Regions from separate parts of the Homo sapiens genome. Here region 2 is linked to region 1. A link is a contact called in ENCODE Hi-C or POLR2A ChIA-PET data. All regions are on one chromosome and are shown on one strand. Each heading gives the region's core, a stretch centred on a gene start or an enhancer-like site at or near the end of the contact. The rest is flanking DNA. Distances are from core to core; before and after follow the strand shown.

What was found. A loop is a pair of places that touch in the nucleus more often than their neighbours do. ChIA-PET counts read pairs that join two places held with the same protein, here RNA polymerase II (POLR2A). Pooled maps may share reads with other maps.
Region 2: a loop to region 1 is called in a map of naive thymus-derived CD4-positive, alpha-beta T cell, with 21 times the contacts of the local background. The contact joins the promoter of TTLL4 here to the promoter of SPAG16 in region 1. A Hi-C loop is called at or near these places in 1 of 168 maps with a recorded cell type or tissue (naive thymus-derived CD4-positive, alpha-beta T cell) and 3 of 50 pooled maps. POLR2A ChIA-PET finds 5 or more read pairs at or near these places in 1 of 52 experiments (OCI-LY7).

The regions. Positions count from the first base shown.
Region 1 is chr2:213,282,374-213,288,531 of GRCh38, forward strand. It overlaps SPAG16 (sperm associated antigen 16), which reads left to right and starts at 2,091. Exons shown (of 16, transcript NM_024532.5): 1 at 2,091-2,246. The coding sequence starts at 2,111. It overlaps SPAG16-DT (SPAG16 divergent transcript), which reads right to left and starts at 1,836. Exons shown (of 3, transcript NR_161186.1): 1 at 1,660-1,836. RefSeq lists enhancers at 2,124-2,253, 2,294-2,343, 2,414-2,493.
Region 2 is chr2:218,708,531-218,714,938 of GRCh38, forward strand. It overlaps TTLL4 (tubulin tyrosine ligase like 4), which reads left to right and starts at 2,305. Exons shown (of 20, transcript NM_014640.5): 1 at 2,305-2,507. LOC124907983 (a long non-coding RNA gene) reads right to left here and starts at 2,954. Exons shown (of 2, transcript XR_007088089.1): 1 at 2,690-2,954; 2 at 1,072-1,556. RefSeq lists an enhancer at 2,107-2,206 and silencers at 2,587-2,636, 2,647-2,696.

The sequences.
Region 1 (6,158 bases), core at 841-3,340:
ATCCTTCATGTCTTTTGTGTTCCTACATGTCTTGCTGGATATGCCAAAAATGTAAGGCCTTGACCACTCCTTACCCAGGTCATTTGTTAAGGCTGGATTTATAGGAAACAACCTTGAGAGATAAGGTAATGCCTTCTTCTGAAATAAAGAGAAAGCTTTCTGTAAAAGCAGTGGATTCTCCAATGTCAGAATTCTTCTGTATTTTCAGCCTCCTGTAATTGTTCCTTGCATTTAATGAGTACTCAGGAAATGTCTGATGTGAGAAGTCAAGGACAAAGAGTAGGGTAGTAAAAGAATAGGTACCAGGAATGAATTACCCGACTATTATATCTGTGACCCTTGATTATTCTAAAAAATAAAACAATATCAAACACATTTAATAGAAATAACAGCTAACATTTCTTAGTGTCTTCTATGTTCCCAGTAAGTTCTTAATGCTTTTTGTTGCTTTACCCCTTGCAACAGCACTTTGAGGTAGGTAATATTGTTGTCTTTGTTCTACAAATGATGAAACTGGGGCCTAGAGGCATTAAGTAGTAGTTTGCCCAATGTGTCATAGCTAGTAAGTGATGGAAGCAGGCTCTGAAAGCTGTCTCTCTGGCTCTGACACACGTACTCTCAAACACCTCCTTAGGAAGTTACTGCTACCTTTTGGTAATAAATGGGAGCTTTTATAGGATCACTGGCTTCCAGTTTTCACCAAGAAATGTAGAATGAAAAATAATACCATTTGCCCTAGCAATCCCATTACTGGGTATATACCCAAAGAAACAGAAATTGTTCTACCATAAAAACACATGTACATGCGTGTTCATTGATATTCATGATAAAGACATGGATTCAACCTAAATGCCCATCAACGGACTGGATAAAGAAAATGTGGTACACATATACCATGGAATACTATGCAGCCACAGAAGAATGAGATCATGTCCTCTCAGGGACATGAATGCAGCTGGAGGCCATTATCCTTAGCAAACTAATGCAGGAACAGAAAACCAAATACTGCATGTTCTTAGTTGTAAGTGGGAGCTAAATAATGAGAACAAATGGACACAAAGAAGGAACAACAGACACTGGGGCCTACTTGAGGAGGAGAGTGGGAGGAGGGAGAAGATCAGAAAAAATAACTATTGGGTACTACACTTAGTACCTGGGTGACGAAATAAGTTATATACCAAACCCCTGCGACATGAGCTTACCTGCACTTGTACCCCTGAACCTAAAATAAAAGTTAAGGGAAAAAAAAATATTTGCAAAGAAAAGGGCCTTGAATTTGCTTCTGATACATACGCGATATAACCTGAGGAAGATCCTCTCAGCAATAAGACTATACATGATGGGGCAAGTGTCAACTGCATACATTTGTCAGGACCAAATTTGTAGCTCATAATTTTTATGCAACTGTTTTTACCTTGGCGAGAATCAATGCTACAAATACTATTCCAAGTCTTAGTATATGGAACCAAACTCAAAACAGATGTCCAGCTAAATGCATTAAAGATCACAAGAAAGGAATTGACAAAGCTGAACACCATAGTTCTTCATTGCTAAGCATCTGAGGAGCGTCTGGTAGCTCCCCTGGGTCAGTCTTTCTATTATGATTTCTAGAACTTTATTTTTTCATTTTTTAAAAAATTCCAGGTGTTGAGAACTCACCTTTTCTAGTAGTTTTCCCTGGGAACACTTGGGGATCTACAAACATCTGAAATTGGAGGATGCTAATGGGCAAGAATCAAGAGAAAGGTAATTCAGAGACGACAACGAAGTGGGAAAGAAATTACAGGGTCAAAGCGAAAGAAAACCAAGCTGCTTGGGTAGGAAGGTGCAATGCAAGCCAATTGTTTACTGTATCTTGTCCGCTCCCAGAGCTGCGCCCGAGCTCTCGCGTTAACTAGGCAACATCGTTGCCACGGTAACTGGGAGGCGCGGGAGGGCGACAGCTCCCTGGACTCCCGGTAACCCTTACGTGCCCGGGGCTGGTCCGTGGGGCGGGGTGAGAGATGCCGGAATCTCGCGAGAGCTCCCGGGGGCCGTTGGGTAGCGTCTTCGCTGTTGCCCTTAGGGACGGCTGTGGGCCTGCTGGGGGTGGGGGCCCGAAGCGCCAGAGATGGCTGCTCAGCGAGGGATGCCCAGCTCCGCCGTGAGGGTCCTGGAAGAGGCGTTGGGCATGGGTTTGACGGCAGCCGGGGACGCGAGGGACACGGCGGACGCGGTGGCGGCTGAGGGCGCCTACTACCTGGAACGTATCCTTCCCGTGGAGGCGCGGCCCGCTGCGCTGGCGGGTAATGGGTGTTGGGACGAAGGCGAGGGCCTCCCACTGGCGGCGCCTTTTGAGCCTTGGGGCCACTCCGGAGGAGCCTCTGTTGGACTTCAAGGTGCTGTTTTTGCCACCACAGTCTTCCTGAGAGCCACTCACTGAATTTCTCGCCCTTAGTAGCCCAGGGTGTCCTGTACCTGTTAGAAGAGTTGGGAGACCTTCCAAGGCCTCATACTTAGTAACCACTCAGTACATTTTGGATGGAGGGTTGCTTTTTATGTTAAGACAGCACAACAAATTGCTTCAACCCTCCTTTCAAATAATGGGTTTCCTAAATAAGCCCTCAATCTTTCAGAAAGCCGTCCCAATAAATTCAACGGAGGAACGTTAGGAGACTAGGGAAAGACCTCTGCCATTGGACTTTAAGGAGCTGAAGCTCAGAATACCCAACCCACGATCCTGTTCGATGGTCCAGTTAATGCTTAAATGCTTAGTTTTGATAGCATTATCTTCCTGAGTAGTTCCAAGTTTGACTACTTAATAATAAATACTAATAGTATAGTTGCTTTTTTTTCTTGAGCAAATAAATAATGATCTGGTGAGCTACACAGCTCAGAGATATTAGGAATAAAGCAGATGGTGATTAGCGATTTTTATCGGAAGTACCAGAAAAATTGAATAACAATGTGTGGATAATTAGGTCCACTATTTCTTGTGTAAGGCTTTAGAACTTCTTTCCTCTAGTTATATAGATTAATTCCTACTAGGGAGACGGGGAGGGTTCATGAGAAAAAGACATGTAACTCCTTTATTCAGGGAGGTAAGAAAGAGATGATTATCTGTTCAGTTCTTAAAGATACCAAGGAAACTCCAAAATCTGCCAAATCTTATTTGTTTGTCCAACTGTAATCCTCTCCAGGTTTAATTCAAGATTTCAGAAATCCAGCAATGATTCATTTCGTGAGCTTTGACAAGCCGATTAACCTGTCCTGACTCAGGCTCAGTACACATCCACACTACAGAGAGCTTTGAAGAATTTAGCTGAAAGATTAAAGAAAATATGTAGTATTTTATTGGGTGCAAAAACGACTTTTACAGGAATAGAAATTTGAATCGCTTGAAATGAATTTGAAAGAAATATATGGGTGCTTTAGTGTCATAAATGAGGTTTTATACTGTTTTCGTAGATGTAACAGGCAGTCTTTTCCAGTGATATTCCTCTTTAACAACGATTTTCATAATTCTTCCTAAGCTTATCTATATCCAGTGCCCTTGCTACTGAATGGTAACCAGGCATCTTGTAATTTTGTTTGCATTAAAATTATTTCCGTGAACACATAGTTTAATTGTTAACATGAGATTGACACAATGAGGTAACTTTTTGCAAACATCTTTGTGAAATAAATGGTAGGAGTCTAACATAACACAACTTTCAGCAATGAAAATCAGGTTTACTTAATGTGCAGGGAGATCACTGAGTCACACCTGCCAAGATGTAGCAGTTTGCAAACCTGTCTTACAAAGACTTTTTCAAATAATCACACTTATTTGAACTTTAACACATATAAGCAACTGTAACTTTTTAGGATTTTACTAACCGTTGTGTGAATTATCCAACCCATTTGCTTTTCTTCTTTCTTTGGTTGACTGACTGCTATTTTGTATTTTAACCAAATGGTAGTCAGGGGATACACAGTTAAACATTTAACCAGTTTATTTTGCTATATTCCATGCTGAGGGAAGAGGTTTAGTCATTTCAACTCTCAGTTGAAATGAAGTTTGAGGATTACTTGTGAATACCAATTATTCCTGTATCCCTGGGCACTCTTCACATGGTTAATTAAGAGTTGCCTGTGTAATGTTGTTTGACATTGTTTCTTAAGGCAATTATGATAGTTGCCAAAGTGAGACTTCCTTTGGTTTAAAGTCTTTGCTTTCAGGTAATTTAATTGAGCTATCATGGTGGGTAAATAAAAGTTATAATATGCACAGATGAATCAGAAATCTGATGTCCTCTGCTTCGCACATATACTCAATCACTTCTAATCTACTGCATTTGGCCTGGATTTCCCTTATTTATCACTCAACAGATGCTCCTAGTACATTAGACAATGAGCTATCAATATCGAGCAAGACTTTGAAAGAAGTTGACTTGAATTCTTTAGGAAATCTCCCACTTTTCTGCTTTTAAATACTCAATTATGAAGAGTATGAATAGACTAATGTCCAAACCAGAAACAGCCAGGATCCATCTTGTGGGGGACATTAATGAAGGTCCCATGTCCTTTATAATGGTTTACACACTGGGTTCAGGAAAAAGAGTTCTTACCCTGCAACACCCTTTCCCTGTAATCTCCTAGCTGTAACAGTGCCACCTATTTCTCTTCTAAGGAACCCAGAATATCATTGCTTTTATGTTTTAGACTTCAACAAGGTGAGATACAAATATACATTGTTCTTAGCTATTGTCAGAACACTAAGAAATTGAGTTATGGAGTATATGAATCCTCTCTAGAACCCATCATTAGAAAAATACTTGCAGCATTATAAACTATAAGGTGAGATTTTAGCTATGTGATAGATATGTAAAGGGTCAAGTAGGTATCTCCAGAACCTAGAAAGAAGGTTGATTGTCTTTTGTGAATGAATGAATCCCTTATTAGAAATCAACACAACTTGGGTGAGGTTTTCAACTGTAGTAGTGAGGAAGGGCTGCCTATTAATGTATGGCTGCAGACATTTGGGACTGCCTAGTTCCAATTGGAAGGCCAGCATGAATTTGTACTAAGAAAGCTAAGGGTTAATTGACTTTGTTGTTCCTTGTCTAAAGAGACTTTGTTCAAGGAATAGTAAATGAATACATGGACCCTAGGAAAGTGGAGCTTCAAGGTATTGTTTTTGTTACATACCTCCCTCAATATGGACATCTGGCTCCTCTAGCTTTTGATTATTTCCTCTCTCTGGGCATTCTAATACTAAGGATTTGGCTTTTTAGATGGTAGGTGTAAGTTTACTGGCCAATGAAAAAGGCTCCCCAACCCCCAGCAGCAATTTCTGAGAGTTCAGTAAGTTTAAGCCAGTTCTGTGAAGCTAATCAGCTCTGAATGGAGTCCCAAAGTCAACTCTTTCTGAAACTCCAAAATTAAGGACTCTAGACCCTGAAATATGAGGATCACACTAGACTGATGCCCTTATCTGAGATACTGAGGACTGTAATTGAAGTAGCAAGCCTGTAGATAAATATCTTAACTTCTACCATGCTACCTTTAAAAAAAATTATTATTTTTTTAGAGATGAGGTATTGCTCTGCTACCCAGGCTTGAGTACAGTGGCATGATCATAGCTCACTGCAACTTCAAATTCCTGGGCTCGAGCAATCTTCCCACCTCAGCTTCCTGAGTAGCGGGGACTGCAGATGTGCGGCACCATACCCAGCTAATTTTGTTTGTTTGTTTTTGTTTTTGGTAGAGACGGGGGTCTCACTCTGCTATTCAGATTGGTCTCGAACTCCTGTGCTCAAGGCATCCTACTGCCTTGGCCTCCCAAAGTGCTGGGATTACAGACATGAGCCACTGTACCAGGCTGCTGTCTTCTTAAGTAACAGTTCTATCTAGTCTTTCATTGCCATAGTAATGTTGACTGATAACTTTAATTAAAATTGAAGTTTTCCTTATTTTATTTTATTTTTTGAGACGGAGTCTCGCTCTGTCTCCCAGGCTGGAGTGTAGTGGCACGATCTCGGCTCACTGCAAGCTCTGCCTCCCGGATTCGTGCCATTCTGCTGCCCCAGCCTCCCGAGTAGCTGGGACTACAGGCATCTGCCACCACACCTGGCTAATTTTTTTTTTTTTGTATTTTCAGTAGAGACGGGGTTTCACTGTGTTAGCCAGGATGGTCT
Region 2 (6,408 bases), core at 1,055-3,554, 5.4 Mb after region 1:
GAAAGTGCAAAGAGTAGGGAGTCTGGTTCTGGCCTCTAAAACCAATGAAGGATTAATCATCCCTTTCTTGATTTCTAGAGCTGGTTTCTGCTTACTCCTTAGGAAAGAATTCTGTTTAAAGGTTAATAAGGAAGGGGCATATTGAGGTGTGTTGGACTTCCCATCTCATCATAGCCAGGAATTCAGTTTTTTTTTTCTTTCTTTTTTTTTTTTTTCAAAGAGTCTTGCTTTGTTGCCCAGGCTGGAGTGCAGTGGTGCGATCTTGGCTCACTGCAAGCTCTGCCTCCCGGGTTCACGCCATTCTCCTGCCTCAGCCTCCCTAGTAGCTGGGACTACAGGCGCCCGTCACCACGCCTAGCTAATTTTTTGTATTTTTAGTACAGGTGGGGTTTCACCGTGTTAGCCAGGATGGTCTCGATCTCCTGACCTCGTGATCCGCCCGCCTTGGCCTCTCAAAGTGCTGGGATTACAGGCGTAAGCCACTGCGCCCGGCCGGGAACTCAGTTTTTAAGGTTGCTCTAGTGTCCCCTTAGCCACGATGGGGTCCATTAAGTTGGTTGGGGTGGTACTTAAAATTTTTATTTCTCAGTCTCAAAAATGTCATTTTACAGTTTGTTTGAATCAGGATCCAAACAAGCTGCACTCATTGCATTTGAATATATTTCTTTTTTTTTTCTCAAGAGGGAGTCTTGCTCTGTTGCCCAGGGTGGAATGCAGTGGCACAATCTTGGCTCACTGCAACTTCTGTCTCCTGGGTTCAAGCGATTCTCCTGTCTCAGCCTCCTGAGTAGCTGGGGGCTACAGGTGTGCACCACCATGCCTGGCTAATTTTTGTATTTTTTGTTGGAGACGGGGTTTCACCATGTTGCCCAGGCTGGTCTTGAACTCCTGACCTCAAGTGATCCTCAGAGTGTTGGGATTACAAGTGTGAGCCACTGTACCTGGCCAACATTTGAATATATTTCTTAAATCTCTTATAATCTAAAACATCTCTCCTCATTTTTATACCCTAAAATTGTTGAAGGAAGAAGAGGTCATTTATTCTGTACATTGGCTCACATTCTGGATTTGTTTGATTGCTTTCTTGTAGTGTTATACAGTTGTTTCTCTTTATTTCTTGTTAACTGGAAATTACAGCCAAAACTTGATTAGAGTCACTCAACTTTTTTTTTTACAAAAATACGCTATACTTCATAAATATTTCTGTTCAATTGCATCACATCAAGAAACAATGCTCAGCTGTCCCATGTTTCGTGATCTAAGATTGATTAGTACATGTAGGTTATCTTCAGTGTACATCCTTCAGTGTAAAATTCTCCCATAAATTATCTAATACTTTTAGCATCCATCAACGACTGTTGACTAAATAAGTTATTTATTGAGATCCTTCCTCTGGTCCAGACTGTTTTCATCAGATTAGTTTTATCTTTGTCCCCTTTATTTCTGTAGCCAATTGCCTAGGAAAGATCCTTTCATCTTCCAGCTTTCTTAGATCTCCAAATCTCTCAGGTCTACGGACATCTGAGGCAGGAGCGCGATCTGGCTTGCCTGGGGAGCTAACGAGATAAGGAATTGAGTCAGTATTTCCTAACGTTCACACTTGAAGCCCATAAAGCAGGCAGGTGGTTTTAATTTTGCCCCGCTGGGTGGGTTGGGGTTAGGGAAGGATGGGTTAGAGGGAGGCAGAGTGAATCGGGCAATCTCCCCTTTCCTGCGGTCAAACTCAAAGGCTTTTTCTAGAAATCCTTCAACTGAGCCTGGGCCCTTTGATTTTCAATTGAGGCAAGGCCAAAGAGTCCAGGCCAGGCGTGGGGGCTCCCGTTGTAATCCCAGCGACCAGGAGGCTGATGCAGGAGGATCACTTGAGGCCAAGAGTTTAAGACCAGTCTGGGTAACATAGTGAGACCCTGTCCTGAGAAAAAAAATTTAAAAATAGCCCAGCATGGTGGCGTGCCTGTAGTCCCAGCTACTCGGAAGGCTGGGGGCGGGCGGATCGCTTGAGCAGGAGTTCAAGTTCGCAGTGAGCTATGATCACGTCGCTGCACTCCAGCCTGGGCGACAGAGCGAGATTCTGTCTCTAAAAAAGAAAACAGTCCATAGGGAGTAGGTGGAATTAGAGTAGAAAGAGAGAGTCCTGGATGCTCCGAATGGAGCCTTTCAGAGCTTTAACCACGGGACTACATCTCCCAGAATTCCGCTCGCCGGATCCCACCGCACTGAAGGGACTGCGCGTGCGCGAGTCAGGTGACGACCCGCCCCTACAGGCCCCAGAACCCCCGAGATTCCCCGCGCTTGCCTCCCGCCCTCTTCTTCCAGACTCTCGGTCTGTCCGCTGGGGGCGCGCGCGGTGTGTGGCAGGCGGCAGCGGCGCTGGCGGCCGAGTGCGCTTGTCACGCGTGGCGGTGCGTGGTTGCTAGGGGCGCCTGAGGCTGCCGGGTAGCCCAGCAGGCCGAGGGAGGAAGTAGCGTGGAGCCGGTGCCGAGCCGGGGCGAAGCTGGATCCCCTAGGTGAGTGCGGCTGCGGAGCCAGGGGAGCCGACCCCAGACACTCCGCCGGTCCCACGCTCCCGACCTCCCTCTACCTGAGTCCTTTCGCGCGGGTCCCCAGCCCTCCGGCCACTCTCACCCTAGCCCCGCTTCCTCCCGCCACCTCTCATCCCCCGGGAGGCCAGGGAGCCGCGGCCTCCTACCCGGCCGGGACTTCGCGCCTCCTCGGAGCCCTTCTCCTCTCCGCCACGCCCCGCGAACTTAGTCGGCCTCGCCTCCGGGTGCCCGAACACTGCCTCATCCCCTAGTTATGGCCTCCGAGCTTCCTCTGTCCTGCCGCGCTGAGGTTTAAATTCCCTCTGGGTGTGAGCCCAAGCTCCTCGCAGGCTCCAGGGCCGAATTTAACATGGATATCTGCTTTTTCACTTCTCCATCCTCAGTATCTGTAGAAGAATACGTTCCTAAACTCCACAGATTCAAACAGGATCTGAGATCCTGTGGAATTTAATTCTTCATTCATCAATTCCTTTATTTAATCATTCACTAAACAATTTTTAGTAAACATTGACAAATATTTAATGAGCCTGGGTACAATGGGAGGGATTGAGGGGATAGAGTGGCTAATAGGACAAGCATGTTTTCACGGAATTTACAGTCTAGGAGATTATTAATCAAGTAAACGAGCATTTGCCATACTGTGGTGTGTGCTGTGATAGAACAGGAAATACTTAATCCGGACTTACTTAGAAAACGACATTATTGCCATTCCTCCTGGTCTTCACATTCCCATTCTGGATCTCGGAAATATTTTAATCCTTCCTTGATGAAATCTTCTTTGCTTTCTCAGATACTACAAATCACCTATTCTTTAACTGCAGCACCTGTTGATTTAGCATTTGGGGGACCCTTTGGGACAGTGTTCCATCCCATCCTTCTGTTTCTTGCACTGAATACTGAGACACTGTTTGCATTTAAACCACCCACTTTGTGCTCAGAAAGTTAGCAGCTACTTATATTGGACTGAATCAATCCTTGAAAAATTATCAAGTGTTTTCTGCGAATAGAGAGGTGGGAGGACATTCCAGATACACAGTGGCTTTAGGAAAGGGACAGCAAGTCCTGAAAAGAGAACTGGAAACAGTTTGACAGACCTGGGCTAGATTTGGAGGGAGCCATCCAGTAACAAATAGAAAGAGTGAAGTTAATAGGGGTTAGATCACAAAGGGCCTTGGATGTTTTGCTGAGTTAGAACTATATCCCTGGAGCAGTGGTTTTCAAGCTGGAGTAATCAGGGTTGTAGACTTCCAAGGGATACACTTGCACGTCTAGCTTAACATGAATACATTTCCAGATCCTCAGCTTCCCAGTGAACTTTTTTTTTTTTTTTTGAGACAGAGTCTTGCTCCGTCACCCAGGCTGGAGTGCAATGGCACGATCTTGGCTCACTGCAACTTCCACCTCCTGGGTTCAAGCGATTCTCCTACCTCATTCTCCGGAGTAGCTGGGATTAGAGGCGCATGCTGCCACGCTCGGTTAATTTTTTGTATTTTTTAGTAGAGACGGGGTTTCACCATCTTGGCCAGGCTGGTCTCAAACTCCTGACCTCGTGATTCACCCGCCTCGGCCTCCCAAAATGTTGGGATTACAGGTGTGAGCCACCGCGCCCGGCCCCAATGAACTCTTTTTCTAAAACTTCCCTTACAAAAAAAGGGTAGGAGGCTGTGTGTGGCAAATCCCTCACACTTCCCAAATTTTAATATGGTGTATTGGCCTGAGTGTAAAAATGTCCTCAGATACAAATAAGGACTACTTTGGAAATATTTATTTTCAGGAACACCTCCTTTAGTGATTTAAGTTACCTCCCAACCCAGAAGGCTTGCCAATACACAATCCCATTCGTGTAAACTGTATTCTTTGTTAAGATATTCTGAAAAGAACACAACAGTTAAATGTAACGGGAATGTCTTTTGGGACAATGGAATTTTTAAGTTATTTGGATAAAACTTGCGTAAAATTTTTAAAGAGATTTCTTTTAGTTCAGGTGTGTGTTACTCAGTAAGATAGTTAATACCTATTTTAAGACTGGGTGTTGTGGCTCACACCTGTAAATCCAACACTTTGGGAGCCTGAGGCAGGCTGATCGCTTGAGACCCAGGAATTCGAGACCAGCCTGGGCAACATGGCGAAACCTCTTCTCTACAAAAAAAAATATGTAAAAATTAGCCAAGCATGGTAGCGTGCTCTTATAGTCCCAGCTATTTGTAGGCTGAGGTGGGAGGATGTATTGAGCCCAGGAGGTTATCCAGGCTGGAGTGCCATGGTGTGATCATAGCTCACTGTAAACTCCAACTCCTGGGTTCAAGCCATCCTCCTGTCTCACCCTCCTGAGTAGCTGAGACTACAGGCATGCGCCACCCATCTGGCTAATTTTTTAAAATTTTTAGTAGTGATGGGGGTCTCTCTATGTTGCCCAGGCTGGTCTCAAATTCCTGGGCCCAAGTGATCCTCCTGCCTCAGCTTCCCAAAGTGCTGGGATTACAGGAGTGAACTACTGTGTCTGGCCTAGACGTTACCTTATATGTAAGGAACACATAGTTTTAAAAATTCTTTCAGGGATACATTAGTAAAATCATGTAAAGAATATGTTCCAGGAAAACCACAGAAAGATAATTATCAGGAAAATCATGTCAGATTTGTATTTAAGATTACTGTAGTGTCAATATGTTGGTTGAATAGGAAGAATTTTAGACTGGAGGCAGGGAGCCAATGAGAAAACTATTATAGTGGCCTAGGCTAGAGATGATGAAGGCTTTATGTTTGCTCTAGTGGAAATGGAGAGGGTTTAGAGAGATGTTAACCATGGTAGTGTTGACAAAACCTGGTGGCAGAATAGAGGTAGAAGAATGGGACAAGGAGCAGTGTAGAATGATTGTAAGTTTCTGATTTCAGTGACCATGTGGGTGGTGATGCAGCAGCACATCCAGGTAGAAAGGCCCAGGAGTTCATTCTGTAGGTCTGGAGCTCACAAGAGAGGCCTGGGTGATGATAGAGTTGAGAATATAGGAGGTGGTTGAAGCCGTGACGTGGAAGGGATTGCTCTGGGAGAGAGGTAATAATGGCAGCTGCCACTTGTTGAGTGCTCACTGTGTGCCAGGCAAAGTGAGAAGTCTGAACTCAGAGCAACACCAGCATTGAAAGGATGGGTAGAGCAAAGAGGAAGGAAGAAGGGGACAGAGAGAATACATAACCAAATGCAGAAATGAATGTGTGAATAGGAAGTTGTCATTTGCTGAAAATCTGTATCTAGATGAAGCCTTAACTTCAGAATCCATCTGATACTCATGTTTTGGAGTTGGATTTAGCTTTCTCACTAGATTCCTTCTATGACCTTGGAATTGTCTGATCATAGTGTCTGAATTTTAGCCTGTGATCAGGTGCTTTGGTAAATCACCAAAAGTCAGTAAATTACAGAGAAAAGCTTTTCCTTTAATGCCTTTTACTTCTTACCTTTTCTTCTGGCAGAGTTGGGAACAAATACTGAGAGTGCTCGTTTCTCTTAGGCCTTACAATACAAAGGACCTTGTCCTTCGGAGCCCTCATAGATATGCTAGAGAAGCATAGTGCTTCTCTAGACCGGCAGTGCTCAGAGCTCAGAGTTTTTGGGCTCAGGATTTCTTTATGTACTTGAAAAAGCTCTTTGGAATCTTCAGTTAAAAAAAAAGGGATATATATATATATATTTCAATATTCAATTTTTTCTTTTTAAATTTTGTTTAGAGATGGGGTCTCACTATATTGCCCAGGCTGGTCTCGAACTCCTGGACTCAAACAGTCCTCCCGCCTCAACCTCCCAAAGTGCTTACAGGCTTGAGCCACTGCGCTTAGCCTATATTTTAATATTATATTAGGAACTGAAATATTC